2 separate regions of the Homo sapiens genome follow, and region 2 is linked to region 1. The links are chromatin contacts, found by Hi-C or POLR2A ChIA-PET in ENCODE. All regions are on one chromosome and are shown on one strand. The core of a region is the stretch at or near the end of the contact, and the rest is flanking DNA. Distances in the headings are between cores, read along the strand shown. Region 1 has its middle 52 kb from the start of LINC00895. Region 2 holds the start of SEPT5-GP1BB (SEPT5-GP1BB readthrough).

Evidence for each region. A loop is a pair of places that touch in the nucleus more often than their neighbours do. ChIA-PET counts read pairs that join two places held with the same protein, here RNA polymerase II (POLR2A). Pooled maps may share reads with other maps.
Region 2: a loop to region 1 is called in a pooled map, with 2.9 times the contacts of the local background. The contact joins the promoter of SEPT5-GP1BB here to the enhancer-like site in region 1. A Hi-C loop is called at or near these places in 1 of 50 pooled maps. POLR2A ChIA-PET finds 5 or more read pairs at or near these places in 2 of 52 experiments (K562 and activated CD4-positive, alpha-beta T cell).

What each region holds. Positions count from the first base shown.
Region 1 is chr22:19,615,172-19,622,564 of GRCh38, reverse strand. No RefSeq gene overlaps it. Among named protein-coding and RNA genes, the nearest start is that of LINC00895, 52 kb to the right of the region's middle. RefSeq lists enhancers at 1,473-2,234, 4,255-4,833, 4,834-5,413 and a silencer at 2,585-2,879. Within about 2 kb of position 3,129, at least 4 of the 41 ENCODE cell types and tissues checked have a DNase peak (open chromatin) inside an H3K27ac peak, as active enhancers do.
Region 2 is chr22:19,713,077-19,720,045 of GRCh38, reverse strand. SEPT5-GP1BB (SEPT5-GP1BB readthrough) reads right to left here and starts at 2,826. Exons shown (of 12, transcript NR_037611.1): 1 at 1,228-2,826; 2 at 348-444; 3 at 154-240. SEPTIN5 (septin 5) reads right to left here and starts at 5,543. Exons shown (of 12, transcript NM_002688.6): 1 at 5,415-5,543; 2 at 5,255-5,265; 3 at 348-444; 4 at 154-240. The coding sequence starts at 5,457. LOC124905079 (a long non-coding RNA gene) reads left to right here and starts at 5,251. Exons shown (of 2, transcript XR_007068003.1): 1 at 5,251-5,349. RefSeq lists enhancers at 260-760, 761-1,261, 1,609-2,249, 2,250-2,891 and silencers at 853-1,032, 1,437-1,607, 1,584-1,763, 1,774-2,193.

The DNA.
Region 1 (7,393 bases), core at 1,880-4,379:
GAAGCTGCTGGGGCAGGGCCGACTCTCCTGGGAATGGGACCCCACCCCACCAGGTCCAGCCCTTCACTCCTTTTCCTTGCCTAAACTTTTTAACGCCTCTGCCTGGACTTCTCTCGGCCCGAAGATTCCCATCCAGTTCACTGCTATTGTGCGCTGAAAAGCATTTCAGTTCCCTATATGACGCTTTGCTACCCCAACCCTGACTTAGCAGCGCCGTAAGCCACTTCGTAATGTCACTTCTGCCTCTGGTTTCCCTGTTTCTGTTATGGGACCCAGCTGCCTCATAAATGCTTCGCCTGTGATCAGACACAGTTGGGGCTGCCAAGGGCTCTCACCCCAGCAGGGCCTCACCAAACCCTGCAGAGAGGACCCCAGGCATCCAAGAAGAGGCTGGGAAATGCCGAGTGCCACCACCCTGCCGACACCCCACGCTGGCTTCAGGGCTGCTCGGTGTGATTGGTGACACGGAAGGGTGGTCATGCAGCCACACACATCCCCATGGGAATCCGCGGCAGAGGAGGGCAGGCGGGGCACGGGTACATGAAACAGCAGCCTTGACCTTGACTGAGATCGTGGTGATTAAAAGGGCAATTGAAACAATGGGGGGAAAGCCAGAACCAGGGGTGCGAGAATAATCTATCAGGACTCTTACCAGAGCCTTCCTGAAGGGAAAAAGAAATCCAGTAAAAACAAACTCTCCTTCATGGTGGCAACAATGAAACAATCTCGCTTCTCTTGCTCTCAATTTTATTGGCCTCCAAAGTTTCTGTGTTTCTAAAGATTAGCCTTCCCTTGGGAAGTTAGTGGGGGGAAAATAAGCAAATATTAGTTTCCCTCTCGAGAAGTCATTCTTTCGAGCCAGTTTCCCCAGGAGCTCTACAGGGCACAGCTTGTGAAACCTCATTCCAGGCCTTCTCAACTCAAGTGGGGGGAAAGGATTAACAAATATCTTTGAATTCCAGCAAGACAAAACAGGAATGGCCTCAAGCCGGGCTTCCTCCTGCAGCCTCTCCAAGGCTCCTTCTGCCTGGCCCAGAGTCACGGAGGAAGAGCGCCCGTCTTCACGGGCTGCCCTGGCGCTGCATCAGATCCGCCAGGTGGGCCGGGGACAAATCCTGATTTTCACTTCTGATTAGTAATTGTGTGCGAGAGATGTTCCCAGCTAAAATAATATACAATAACTTCCCTAGAGAAAATATACACAGTCAATTTTTGGAATCACTTAACACAACCCTTCACCAAGTGAATGTACAATTGGAACAACATAACACGTTTCCCATGTGGAAGAGAAGGGCTGGTACACGTTGACGTCATCGTGGGAGAGACAAATGTGCCGGTTTTATTAACCCCAGGCCACACGTAGGTGAGCAGTGGGCCATTGTTATGCAACCATTCAGTATTATTTTTCCATAAATCAAGGTAACGCCTAATGAAGTCCGAGTCTTTAAATCAAGCAGCCTTTTCCTATTTGGAACATAAAGTTGGGCTGTTGCCAGGAGCTCCGGGAAGCAGAGGGCCACAAGTAGCGTTTCAATAAGGAACGTAAGTGCCCATTCACCGGCACCGGATGCAGGCTGGTGGGTCAAGCCCACTCGCCAATATTGTCAAGTCAGTCTTAGGGGAGCTTCGCATTAGCACTGACAGTGATGGACTGCAGCTGGGGCTCAAGAGCAGCCCATGCGCTTCTGCTGGGAGAGGGACGTGGGGAACAGGCAGCTGTTTTGGCCTCCCGGGGCTGCCATCACAAAGTGCCACTGGCTGGTGGCCTCACCGCAGACCTTTATTGTCTTATATTCTGCGGGCCGGAAGTCTGGGATCAAGGCGTGGGCAGGGTTATGTCTTCCGGGGACCTTCTCCCGGGCTTGTCGATGGCCGTCTTCTCGCCATGCCCTCAGAGGGTCATCCCTCTGGGCATACCTGTGTCCTAATCTCCTCTCCTTTTTCTTTCTTTATTTAGTTTTAGAGACAGGATCTTGCTGTGTTGCCCAGATTGGAGTGCAGTGGCACAATCATGGCTCACCGAAGCCCCACATTCCTAGTGCTCAAGCGATCCTCTTGCCTCAGCCTCCCAGGCTCCCAAGTAGCTGGGACTACGGGTGCACCTCACCATGCCTGGCTAATTTTTAAAATTTTTTGTAGAGATGGGGGTCTCACCATGTTGCTCAGGCTGGTCTCGAACATCTGGGCTTGAGCAATCCTCCTGCTTTGGCCTCCCAAACTGTTGGGAGCCACCTTGCTAGGCCCTAGTCTCCTTTTCTTATAGGACACCAGTCATACAAGAGTAGGGCCCACCCTCATGACCTCATTTTGAATGAATTACCTGTTTAAAGACCCTCTCTCAGCCAGGTGCAGTGGCTCAGGCCTGTAATCCCAACACTTTGGGAGGCCGAGGCAGGTAGATCACTTGAGGTCAGGAGTTCAAGACCAGCCTGGTGAAATCCCGTCTCTACTAAAAATACAAAAAATTAGCCAGGCGTGGTGGTGCGCACCTGTAGTCCCAGCTACTTAGGAGGCTGAGGCACAAGAATCTCTTGAACCCAGGTGGCAGAGGTTGCAGTGAGCTAAGATTGCACCACTGCACTCCAGCCTGGTCAACAGAGCAAGACTCCGTCTCAAAAAAGAAAGAAAGAAAAAGATCTATCCAAATACAGCCATATGGGGTTGGGACTGGGTGGTTAGGAGTTCAACATAGGAACTTGGGAGGGAGGCCATAAATCAGCCTATAACAGGGGAAGCACAGAAAAATCTTGGCATCATTTTGCTGTTGTAAAAGAAAATGGAAAGGAAGGAAGGAATAGATATTGGGTGATTCCCGGCTGTTTTCCCGCCATGACTCAGCTGGTGCAGCATCTCCATCAGGCCAGCCCAGGCACTCCAGCATGGCCTGACCCTTGGACGGACAGGTGTGAGGGTGTGAGGGATGGAGGTCTGCATCCAAGACACCCCCAGAGACCCCTGAGGTGAGTGTGTGTGCAAATGAGCTGGCCAAGGGGCTGGATTTGCATTCTTGATGTTTTCTGCAGAGACAGAGCAGGTGGAGGAAGTGGGAGGCAGCTGGTGGGGAAAAGCCAACAAGCTTAGCTTCATTTTCAGTTCTCTGCAGCGGGGCAGCTGCTTATCTGCTGGAGGCTCAGATCCTCCATCTCTAAGGTAATGATACCCTCATCTCACATGTCCTCGAGAGGATTAACTAACTACAGCATCGTCTGCCAGGAAAGCCCAACACAGAGCCTGCCTGGTCCACAGCGCCTGGGAGCTGTCATTGTCTGCCCTCTTCCCAGCATCCCAGACTCATGCTTTCATCCAGGGCTCTGGGTACAGGGAGAGGAGGTATGGGTGGCTGGAGTCAGAGACCTAGGCACAGCTTCCTGGTCACAGTGGATTTGCACTGGAAACAAGAATGTTCTGTACTCACTGCCTTTGCAGAGTTCACATCTCAACTATGAATGACAGTGACTGAAAAGGGGCTTGATCCAGCCCCGACATCTTCTGGGTGCACATTCCCCAACTTTCTTCCCACCACGGGGAGGAAGGAGTGGGAACCAAAGGCAAATAAGTATTAGAACAATGGCAATTCAATGTCTTTGAAGACTCGAAGTAGTTGGGTGACGGAGTCACAGCATACACAATTGTGCTGGGGCCCTGTGATGTCCTGGAGTGTGCTATGATTCACATCACCCTCTTCACGATCTAGAGATGGGCCACAGGGACATTACCACGCACCTCGCAGCCCAGAGGTCACTTTCAGGTACCACCAGGTGCCATCTGGAATGGGGATAAACATTTGGGGCCATCAGTTGGTTCAGGAGGCTGTGAGGTCACATGGAACAGACAGCATCGGAAACCCCCAACCTGGATTCTGGGAGGCAGTGTGGCTGACAGCTCTGCAGGGACATGCCGCTTGACCATGAGTGGCTTTTTCATACTTTCTATATTTCAATGTTAGAGAGAAGAAAAAGCACTATTTAGCTGGGAACAATGGCTCACACCTGTCATCCCAGCACTTTGGGAGGCTGAGGCAGGAGGATCAGCTGAGCCTAGGAGGTCAAAGCTGCAGTGAGCTAGGATTGAAACTCTGCACCCCAGCCTGAGTGACTGAAAGTGAGACCCTGTCTATTAAGAAAAGAAAAGAAAAAAAGGCTGGGCATGGTGGCTCATGCCTGTAATCCCAGCACTTTGGGAGGCTGAGGTGGGTGGATCACCTGAGGTCAGGAGTTCAAGACCATCCTGCCCAACATGGTGAAACCCCATCTCTACTAAAAATACAAAAATTAGCTGGGCGTGGTGGTGCATGCCTGTAATCCCAGCTACTCAGGAGGCTGAGGCAGGAGAATCGCTTGAACCCAGGAGGCGGAGGATGCAGTGAGCCAGGATCGTGCCACTGCACTCCAGCCTGGGTGACAGAGCGAGACTCCATCTCAAAAAGAAAAATAAAAAAGAAAGAGAAAGAAAGAAAATATGATTTATCTGCCCTGTCACCAAGAAAAAAAAAGAAAGAGAGAGAGAAAGAAAGAAAGAAAGAAAGAAAGAAGGAAAGAAAATACGATTTATCTGCCCTGCCATCAATTTGTCACTTTGAGAAAGAAAACAAGAAAAGGTTCTTGCCACAACAGACATACAAAGCATAATCTGCCGGTTTGGGAGGAAAGAGCCTTTTCCAGGGACTTTCTAGAAAGGCCTCTCTTGTTACCTGGCCTGTCAAGGTGTGTGGGGGCGGGAAATGCCGCTCTGCACCGACCCTGGCGCGGCCTGGAGCTACTGGCCCGGGACCTGGAATGGAGCAGGATTCCCACGTGCCCTTCGCGGGCTGTGCAAAGGGCGGCCAGGCAACCGCAGGAGACAGTCTCTCTAACGAGTAGAAACTTTTCTTACTTTTAGCAAACCAGCAATGCTTACTCTCTCAAATGGGGTCTTCTCTTTTAGAATCAACATTAGAACCTGACTCTGCCCCCCATGACATAGGCCCCAAAGAAAGACATCCAGGAACCAGCGTTCCTACGCTATGCTCCCTTTCCTTCAGGTGAGGGCATCGGCTTTAGCAATCTCAGGGACAACACTCACTTTTGCATGAAGAACTTTCATAAACTCCACACCTGAGTTTCAGGCTGGAAAGAAATCAAGAAAAGCCAGTGAAATTTGATCACAGAACGCCCCAGCTCAGCAATGCATCACCAGAAGTAATAGAACCTCCTGCAGGGTTCTGACCCCCTCCCTCCCCCTGCCAACACGTTTTTAACAAAAGCCAGACCGCAGGGACTACATCAAACCTTAACACTTCTGCTCATCAGAGGACTCAGTCAACAGAGTAATGGCAACTGACAGAATGAGAAAAAATATTGGCAAATCATACATCTGACGAGGATCAACAGCCACAACATAGAAAGAACTCTTGGCTGGGCACGGTGGCTCACGCCTGTAATCCCAGCACTTTGGAAGGCCGAAGAGGGTGGATCACCTGAGGTCAGGAGTTCGAGAACAGCCTGGCCAACATGGTGAAAACCCATTTCTACCAAAAATACAAAAATTAGCTGAGCGTGGTGGTGCGCGCCTGTAATCCCAGCTACCAGGGAGCCTGAAGCTGGAGAAACGCTTGAACCCGGGAGGCAGAGATTGCAGTGAGTTGAGATCGCGCCACAGTACTCCAGCCTGGATGTGAGAAACAAACTCACTCATCCAAACCCAAAGAATGGACTCAGAGACCCAGAGAACAGCCAAAGTGAGACTTTTAATGACGATCTTGCCTGATAGGCAGGCACAGCCAGCACAGTTTCAATAGGCAATGTATCCCCTAGTGTGCAGGTCCCTCCCCCAGTTCCTCATAAAGTGAGTACTATGGGGCTACAACCTTCCCGGACATCGCCTACTGATTGTTCTGATTGTTAGGTAGGGCCTGTAGGTGTTTTTTTTTTTTTTTTTTTACAGTTATCTTGCTGCATTTTGTTGCAGCCCACAATGCATTGCAATCCTAGTTAGCTCAGGGGTTCTCCAAGTTTTTGACTTGTGACCTAAGTAGCTGGGCAGGCTGAAAAGAACAGACAAAGCGAGCTATTTTGAAGACTAGTAAGCTTTCGTCTTAGACTGAATTTCTTTGGTTCAGGTGAAGGCAACTAAGGGTGGGGAGGGTGGGGGTGCGGGGCGTGGCAAGAAGAGAGGGAAGGGGAAGGCCGACAAGCAGTCATTGGCTATCCAAGCAGGGGCCTGGTATATCCTGTTTCTTCTGTAGTTTGCTGACCTAAGCCAATTCAATGCACTTTGTCTTGGAAATAGACCACTGTATACATTATTTCCTTCATGGGTGACAGAGCAAAACTCTGTCTCAAGAAAAAAAAAACAACAACACACAACAACAACAAAAACTTTTAAAACTCAACAACAACAAAATCAAATAATCCAATCTAAAAATAAGTGAAAGCCTGGGAGTGGTGGCTCATGTCTGTAATCCCAGCACTTTGCCAGCACTTTGGGAGGCTGAGGTGGAAGGATCCCTTGAGGTCAGGAGTTCGAGACCACGCTGGGCAACATAGTGAGACACTGTCTCTACAAAAAATAAGAAAAAATGAAATTAGCTGGGCATAGTGGCGCATGTCTGTAATCTCATCTGCTTGGAAGGCTGAGGCAGGAGAATCACTTGAACCCAGGAGGCAGAGGTTGCAGTGAGCTGGGATCGTGCCACTGCACTCCAGCCTGAGTGACAGAGTGAGACTCTGTCTCAAAAAAAAAATCAAGATGGTAAATTGTATAATATGTGTTTTTACCACAATAAAATCAAACCACAGCGACTGATGACCCTATTCATTTCAATGCTCATATCGTATCTGAACAGTATCTAAAATAACAACACAGTTCCTTCCTGTTTTCCTAGCTTTAGGTAAAATAATACTCCCAAGTTCTTCAAAATGATGTCCTATTCCTTCAGGAATGCAGACAAAATTGACAAAAGTATTCATCCCAAAGACTACTGTCTCTGAGGTGGCCATCTGACAGTCTGGGAAGGACTCCCTCTCCATGGAAGCTCTCGTTGTGATCTGGGAAGTGTCCCACATCCAAGACACCAGTTCCCAAGCCCAGGTGCATCCCGACAGCCGTGGGCCGATTGTTCAGGACGTGGCACCAGTCATCATGATGGTACTGCCAATGTTGTCTGTGAACACACACAAGGACGGGGCTGCAGCTTCGACGGGAGCAGAGAGGTTACTCACACCGCCTGCCCACCTCCCTCGGTACACAGAGTAAATAAGAGAAGAGAGCAGGCATCGGCAACAAGAAACTGTGTTTAGGCAAACACAGAGTTGCAGTCGCTCACTTCCCAGGCTGGACACACTCCCTCCTGCTAAATGACAGTGGCCAACGACAGTGTGTGGGAGGACTTTGAGAGTTTTTGGGTAAAAAGGCC
Region 2 (6,969 bases), core at 1,577-4,076, 98 kb before region 1:
CGTCCTCATCCATCTTGGTGCCTTGGCCCTACCCCCAGGGGACCCACACCGCGAGAACAGAACAGTGGGAGCTGGACCTGAAAGGGAGTCCTTGGAGAGGTCCCATGGAAGGGGACTGGGGATCAGTGCCAGGGCCTCCTGGGGGCCACTCACCCTCAGCACTGAGCAGCTTCCGGTCCTTGTACAAGTCTGTCAGGAAGAGGCTGTGGACCAGTGTGGACTTCCCCAGGCCTGACTCACCTGCACACAGGTACAGAGAAGGAGCTGCGTTAGGTCTGGGGCTCCAACGACAGAGCTTGGCTGGCCAGTGACCCCAGCCACTCCCCCGAGGAGCCTGGCCCACTCACCAGCCACCATGAGTGTGAAGTCAAAGCCTTTCTTCACCGACTTGCGGTGCACCTGGTTGGGCAGTGTGGCGAAGCCCACGTACTGCTTGTCAATGTCCTGGGGACAGGATGGAACAGGGTAGGGACACAAAGGTTTCTCCAGAAGCCCAATACCCTGTCTCTTACCAAATGCGGTATGAGGAGACAGCAGAGGGTACGGTTCCCAGGGTGGGGCATTTCGTTGGCAAAAATAAGGGGAGGGCCCGTGGGCAAAAGCCTGGAGATAAGAAGGCAGGCGAGGTGGTGGCAGGAGAAGGCACCCCTGGCCCCAATCCCAGGGAGGGCTCTGCAGGGACCGACACTGTATTTATTCCGTGGGGAGATGTCAGGCCGCAGCAGGCACAGGCGATGTCCTCCCTCCTCGGGCAGAGGGCAGCAGGATTGGGACCCCTGGGACACACTCAAGGCCCTCCATAAGCCGGAGAAGCTGGGGGCCTCGACACTCACCCCTCCGGAGAGTGCCAGGGGGCGGGAGGCCCCACCTGGCCCGGATCCAGCCGCGGGGGCGGCGGCAGCGGCGGTGGCGGAGCAGCGCCTATTTATAGACCGCGGCGCCGAGCCTCCCCCGCCCGCGCGCCCAGGCGCCCAGCCCCCGCAGACCCTTGGGGCCCCTGGAGGGGTCCCACGGCCGCATTCTCCGCCGCGTTTTGGAGTCGCGTGAGGTGAGGCCTGGACAGGGCACGTCGCCCCACCGTGGGGCCGCGGACCTGCGAGGCCGCTGCGGAGGGAAGGGCTGAGCCTAGGCGCTGGCGGGCCGTGGCGCGCGGGGACGGGGACCCCATGCCGAGTCCCGGAGCCCGCGGGGTCACAGACCCACGTTCCGCCCTCTCCACACACGCACCTTGAGCCGCCTCTGGGCCTGGGTCCGCGGCGACAGCAGCTGCTCCACCAGGCGGTCCTGGGGCGCTGCCAGCGAGTCCATCGCGGCGACCCCCCCAGGCCCGGGGGCACGCTCGGACCCCAGGCCCGGTCAGGCCGCCAGAGCCCGGCGACAGCGAGGGACCTTGGCGCGGCTCTGCCTTAGGCTGCGTTGTCCACCCCGTTTTGCGGACGCGGGAAGTGAGGCCTGGACAGGGCACGTCGCCTACCCGGGGGATCGTCGACCCCCGAGGCCGACCGAGCCATCCCCCTGACTGGGCGAACTGGCCCCAAGCTGTGGCGGCGTCGCAGTCCGGGCAGGCCCCGCTCCCGCACCCGAGCCAGAGGCGGGGCGTCGCAGGCGCCCGCGGAGCGCGCGGCGGGGGGCGGCAGAGACGGCCCCGCCCGCCGTCGCCGGGAAACGGTCGCCTGGAAATTGGGCCGCGGGCGGAGCCACCCGAAAGCGGCTGCGGAGGGCAGGGCTGAGCCGAGGCGCGGTCGGGCCATGGCTCGCGTGGACCGGGAGCCCTGCCGCGCCCCCGGGGCCTCAGTCCGGGCTCCAGGACAGCAGGAGGGGACGACCGGGTCCTGCACGCGGGCCGGGGCGGGCCGGGAGTCGGTAGCCACCGCGCGTCCCGCCCCCAAGAGGTGCTGCGCGGCTTCCGCCCGCCAGAGGGCGCCGGAGGCCGCTCCCGGGACCCACGCGCAACAGCGCGGGTACCCGCCCAGTTCAGGGCCCGCCGTCTTCTCGCAGACTTGCCCGAAAACCTCCCGGCGGCGTCTCGACGCCCCAAGTGCCCACAGACACGCCGCGCCCTGCACCCCTCCCCAGCCCTGCTTGGGGCTGACCTCCCCCGTGCGTGCGTGCGTGCGTGCGCGCGTTTGTGTGTGCGCGTCCGTGCGGGTGTGTGTGTGTAATGTGTGTGTGTGTAATGCCTGCGTGTGTGCGCGTGTATACATGCGTGTATGCGTGTGTGTGTACGTGTGTGCATGCATTGGGTATGTGCGTGTGCGCGGGTGTGTGCATGTGTGTTTGGTGGACTCTTTCCCAAGACATTCGGGGGACCGGAGGAGGGCAGAGCCCACCTTTTCTGAAGTCCAGCCTGCCTGTCCCCTAGGAGGCTTAGGGTGGACAGAAGGGAAGGGAAGGGAAAGGAAGGGTGCAGGCTGCCGGAGTACTGGAGGTCCCTGCAAAACTTGGAAGCCCCCGCCAGCCTGCTGAATAAACGCCGGCCACCCATGCGCTGCCCTGCAGCCCTCAGGTGGCCCTGCCCTCAGAGACAGGGGTGGGGGTGGGATGGGACCCATCTCCCACGTGCTTCTGTGGACATTCCCTTGCCCTCTGAGCATCCTCACCAGCTCTGACCCACAGGATTGGAGGGACTGGGAGCTCCTGCCAGCCGGGCCTCCCTCCCATGTGGCTACTCCAGGGACTGCGGGGGTCTCCCGAGCTCCGCTCTGTGGGCCACCCACCTCCATGACCCCAGTAGAATCCCAACAGGCAAGCCCAGCGGAGCAGGACATGGGGCCTGGAAAGGTTCCAGGGTAGGACTGGTCAGGCCAAGCCCCTGCACATTAGAACATTAGAAGCTGGAGGCCCCAACCCCACCCCACCCCACCCGCCACCAGCCCTCCCTTAGGCTCTCCTGGCTGAGAGACCTCCTCCACTTCCTGTCCAGGCCCTGGTCCTGTTGTGGGGCCTGGACCACTGGCACCTGGGGAGGAGGGGCAGGCCCACAGCTGGGAACAGGAGAGCCTTTCATCCCAGGGAAAGGGGGCAGCTCCAGGCCCCCCAGCTCTACCAGTGCATCCCTCAGTCCTTGCTGCCAGAAAGCCTCCTCACTGGCCCCAGCCTTCCATGGCCCTGACCTGCAGGAAGCCTCTAGGCTGAGTCCCACCCAGTTTCCAACTGAGGGTCCACACCTCGAAGCCCAGCACCCACCCAGACAGGCTGGCATCTCAGGCCCAGGGCATCTCCAGGAAGACAGACAGCCCTGGGCCTAGGCCTCAGGCTAGGAGGTGTCTAACAGAGTGTGTGGCTCTCAGACTGCCTGCCTCAGTTTCCCCATTGGTAAGGCACAGCCTCTGGGGAGGCCCAGGTCAGGAGGGCAAGAATCTCACTCTCAGCGTTCAACCCACCTGCCCTGCCACCCACTGGGGCCCAGTCAGGGCCTGTGGATTCCCTGGGGGAGCCTCAAGGAAGGGGCCGTACCTGCCACCCCCTTTCTCTGGTCCCCAAGTGACAAAAGATACTCCCAGGGCTTCCTGAGCCATATGACACAGCTGCGCCCATCTCCTCCCAATGCCTGAGCCTCTCTGGCACTTCCATTCTTAGAATCACCCGAGTCAGCTCTGGGAGCAGCAGCCAGGGCCAAGAGATCACCGGTGCTGCCTGTGAGGAGGTGGGGGCACAGAGCGTAGTGACGGAACTCCCCCAATGCCTCTACAGCCCCCTTTCAAAGAGCAAAAAGAATGCTTGGACAGGCTGAGGCTCAGCAACGGTGGTAGCAGGGAAGCTGCCATGTGCTTCCAGCTCCCCCAGACCCACTGGTCACCCAGACACCTGGCCTGGCTCCTGCTCCGGGGCTCCCTTCCTTGGCCACACAGTGCCTTCTTCCTCTGGGCTTGGAGGCCTGGGAGGCCTGGGATGGGGTGAGGTGGACTCCCGGTTGACCTCAAACGATGGGCACCTCAGCAGGAGGGGGTCCCCACCCTGCAGTAATGGGCAAGAGAACCTGGCTGCACCCAACAGCAGTGGCTGGAGCCCAGGGTCTCAGAGTGCCCTTGGGTCAAGCTGGGGACACCTGCAGGCACAGGAGAAGCCTCAGGGGCCTGGCCTCCTGGCTTTCCCAGCCTCAGTTCCTTCCATTTCCCTCAAACAGTAGCCTGACGCATGTGTCCCTGCATCTCAGGCTTTGTCTGACCTGCTGTGATGGGGAGGCAGCTCCCAGCCTGGCTCCCCAAGGGGCCCCTCCCAGAGAGCCTCATCCACCTCTGGGTGGGGTGTGTCCCTTCCAGGAGAATGGCACTGGTCAGCCAGTGACTCCCCCAGCTCCTGGCCCCCCTGCCCGCCCTCCTGCCCTGCCTGCTGCACCCTGGGCCAGGACTCTGGAGTTCCACTCAGCATCCATGGCTCCTGAGAAACTCCATCCCTGATGGGGGCTGCCAGTGCCACCCTGGTGCCAGAATTGGGCTCTTCTTTTTTCCTCCAAAGATGGCTGAGCTCAAGCCAGAGAGGACACCAGCAGGCTTTCCCCAGCCCCCCCAGCCCACCTGGTTGTCAGCCCCCGCCCCACCCCAGGGGCCTCACAGCATTGTTTAACCCTGAGCTCGGCTGGGTTTCACCCAGGTGCCTAGACCAGCCTCCTGTCCAGTCTTGCTTTCCTGGAGGGTGGGGCCAACCCTTTTGAGAAGCCACAAGCCTATTTGTACCCACAGGGTCCCAGGACCCATCTGGGCACCCAGAATGACTCAGACCAGACCCTGGGGGTTCCCAATCTGGGGAAGAGTCCCTGTTGCAGACCTGAACACTCAAATTTGTGTATGGGGAGGGAAAGGGGCATGAAGGTGCAGGGGAGGTGGGTGGTGACCACAGGCCCTCTGCTGTAGGGCTGTTCAGGGACTGTGCTGGCTGATGGAGCCTGACTCCCCTCCCCCAGCGTGGCCTGCCACGACCATGGCCTCACCCAGGACCCCCAGCTCATGGCCTACAGGCCAGGTCAGCAGGAGATGCTGGCACTGGCCCTGTGGGAGGGGGACACTCTGCCCATCCCCCCATCCTGGGGAGGGGCGCAGGGTCCCTGCTGTGCGGGTCCGGGGACCAGGGCCCCCACTCCTCTCCTCTGAAGCCCCAGGCGCGGCGGCACTGCCCGGCTGACAATCGGTGATCGCGACAGGGCTGGGTGAGGGCCGGCGGGGGCGGGGTCGCGCCTGGGCGCCCAAGGCGCTAGTGTCACAATGGGTGACAGCCGGCCGGGTCTCCCGGCGGGGGAGCGGCGCTGCGCACGTACCTGCTTGTCCTCTGCGGGGTCGGGGTCGGGGTCGAGTCCGGGTCCGGTTCCGAGCGGGTCCGGGCCGGCGGGCGGGGGAGAGACGGAGAGACACGGTGAGAGGCGCGCGGGCGGCGGGGACAAAGGCGCGCGCGGGCACGCGGGCAGGCGCTGGGCTCACCTGGGGTCGCCAGCTTGCTCTTGTACCGCAGGCCTGTGCTCATGGTGGCCGCCGGCGGGGGACGTGCGGGGCGGGCTCGCGGGCGGGGCGCGACGACAAGCGGCGGAGGCCGAGGCCGGGCTGCGGGGTGAGCGGCCCCTCCGCGCCGCCGCCGCCGCCGCCCGCTCCGCCCGCGCGCCCGGCAGCCAATCGGCGCCCGCCGCGCCCACGCGCGACCCAGGGCGGCCCGGGGGGGCGGGGACCCAGGTCCCCCACCATGGACCCGAGACCACGGCCTCGGGGCGACGCCCTCGCCTCCTACAGCCCTGGCCGCGCCCGGGGTCACCCGACCAGACCCGCGCCGCCCCCGCCCTGCACGGCTGTTCCTGCCGGCCTCCTCCCCGCCACCTCCCCGGTGCCGCAGCCCAGGCCCAGCCTTACGCTCCCCCCGCCCTCGCTGGGACCCGGGTCCATGCCGGTCCTCGGACCATCCGTCCGGTGGCCCTTCTCTAAAGCCTGCCCTGGCTTTCCGGGCCAGACCCTGCACGCTCCGCCCCACCCCGCCGAGGTCAGCAGGGATGGTCCTGGCGCGGCTGGCCAGTGCCCAGCATTGCCCCTGCTGACCGCTCGGTGCTGCGCAGACCTGCTCTGCGAGCAGACGCACCTGGCAGGCTGTAGGCCACAGGCTTTTGGGCAGTGGTCCGGCCTCTCTCTTCCTGGGCTGTAAAATGGGATTATTTGTGAAGAGGAGTGATCTGAGGTGTCTGGCAGGACCGGCCCTGACCGTCTCACCCCAGCTCTGCGCCTGCTTCTCTGCTGACCCATAGGCTGTGGGGATGCTCCAGGCAGACCCGATCCCACCCTGCGGAGAAGGCTTGTAGGGGACCGAGGGGCACTGTGAAGGCAGGGCCAGGGCCTGCACCCCATTTACAGAGGGGGAAGTTCAGGCCCTAATCTTCAGTGAGTCAGCCAGACTCAGTGACTGAGAGCAAGTCTCTCCGGTCATTTGTGTCACTATCACATTCCCAGGTGTCCTCCGCCTGGACTTTCCCAAAGTGTCCCCAGGCGGCATCTCTGAAGGCTTTGGGGCTGTCAGGCTTGCGGTCACCACCTCCCCAGGTGAGGGCCCCCTTGTATGGAGATGTCTCCTGCACCCCGTATAGACAGTACCTCCACAGCCAGGGAATCCGCCTCTGCTCCCCACCCGTCCTGTGCCCCTTGGTCCCTCTGCTGGCCCGTGGGCTCCCTGGGTGGAGGGGGGTGTCGCTAGGGCCTTTCCATCTCTGAATCACCAGCACCCAGCACGGTAAGTGAAAAATTCATGTAAGCCGCGTCTTTGTTCCACAGTCCTTGCTCTGCTGCATTCTGTGGCCAGAGCGCCGTTGACCATAACCCTGCTCTGGGTCTAGAACTCTAACCAGTGTAGGGATCCCCCACAGTCCCAACCTCTCATCCAAGATGTGTTTGGAACTCAGGCTTTTTTGTATACATCATACATTATGTGGCACCTCTTTGGAACCTGGGGCTGCTCCTCATAATCAGACCCATTTATATTTTCGGGGCAAAACATATGTAT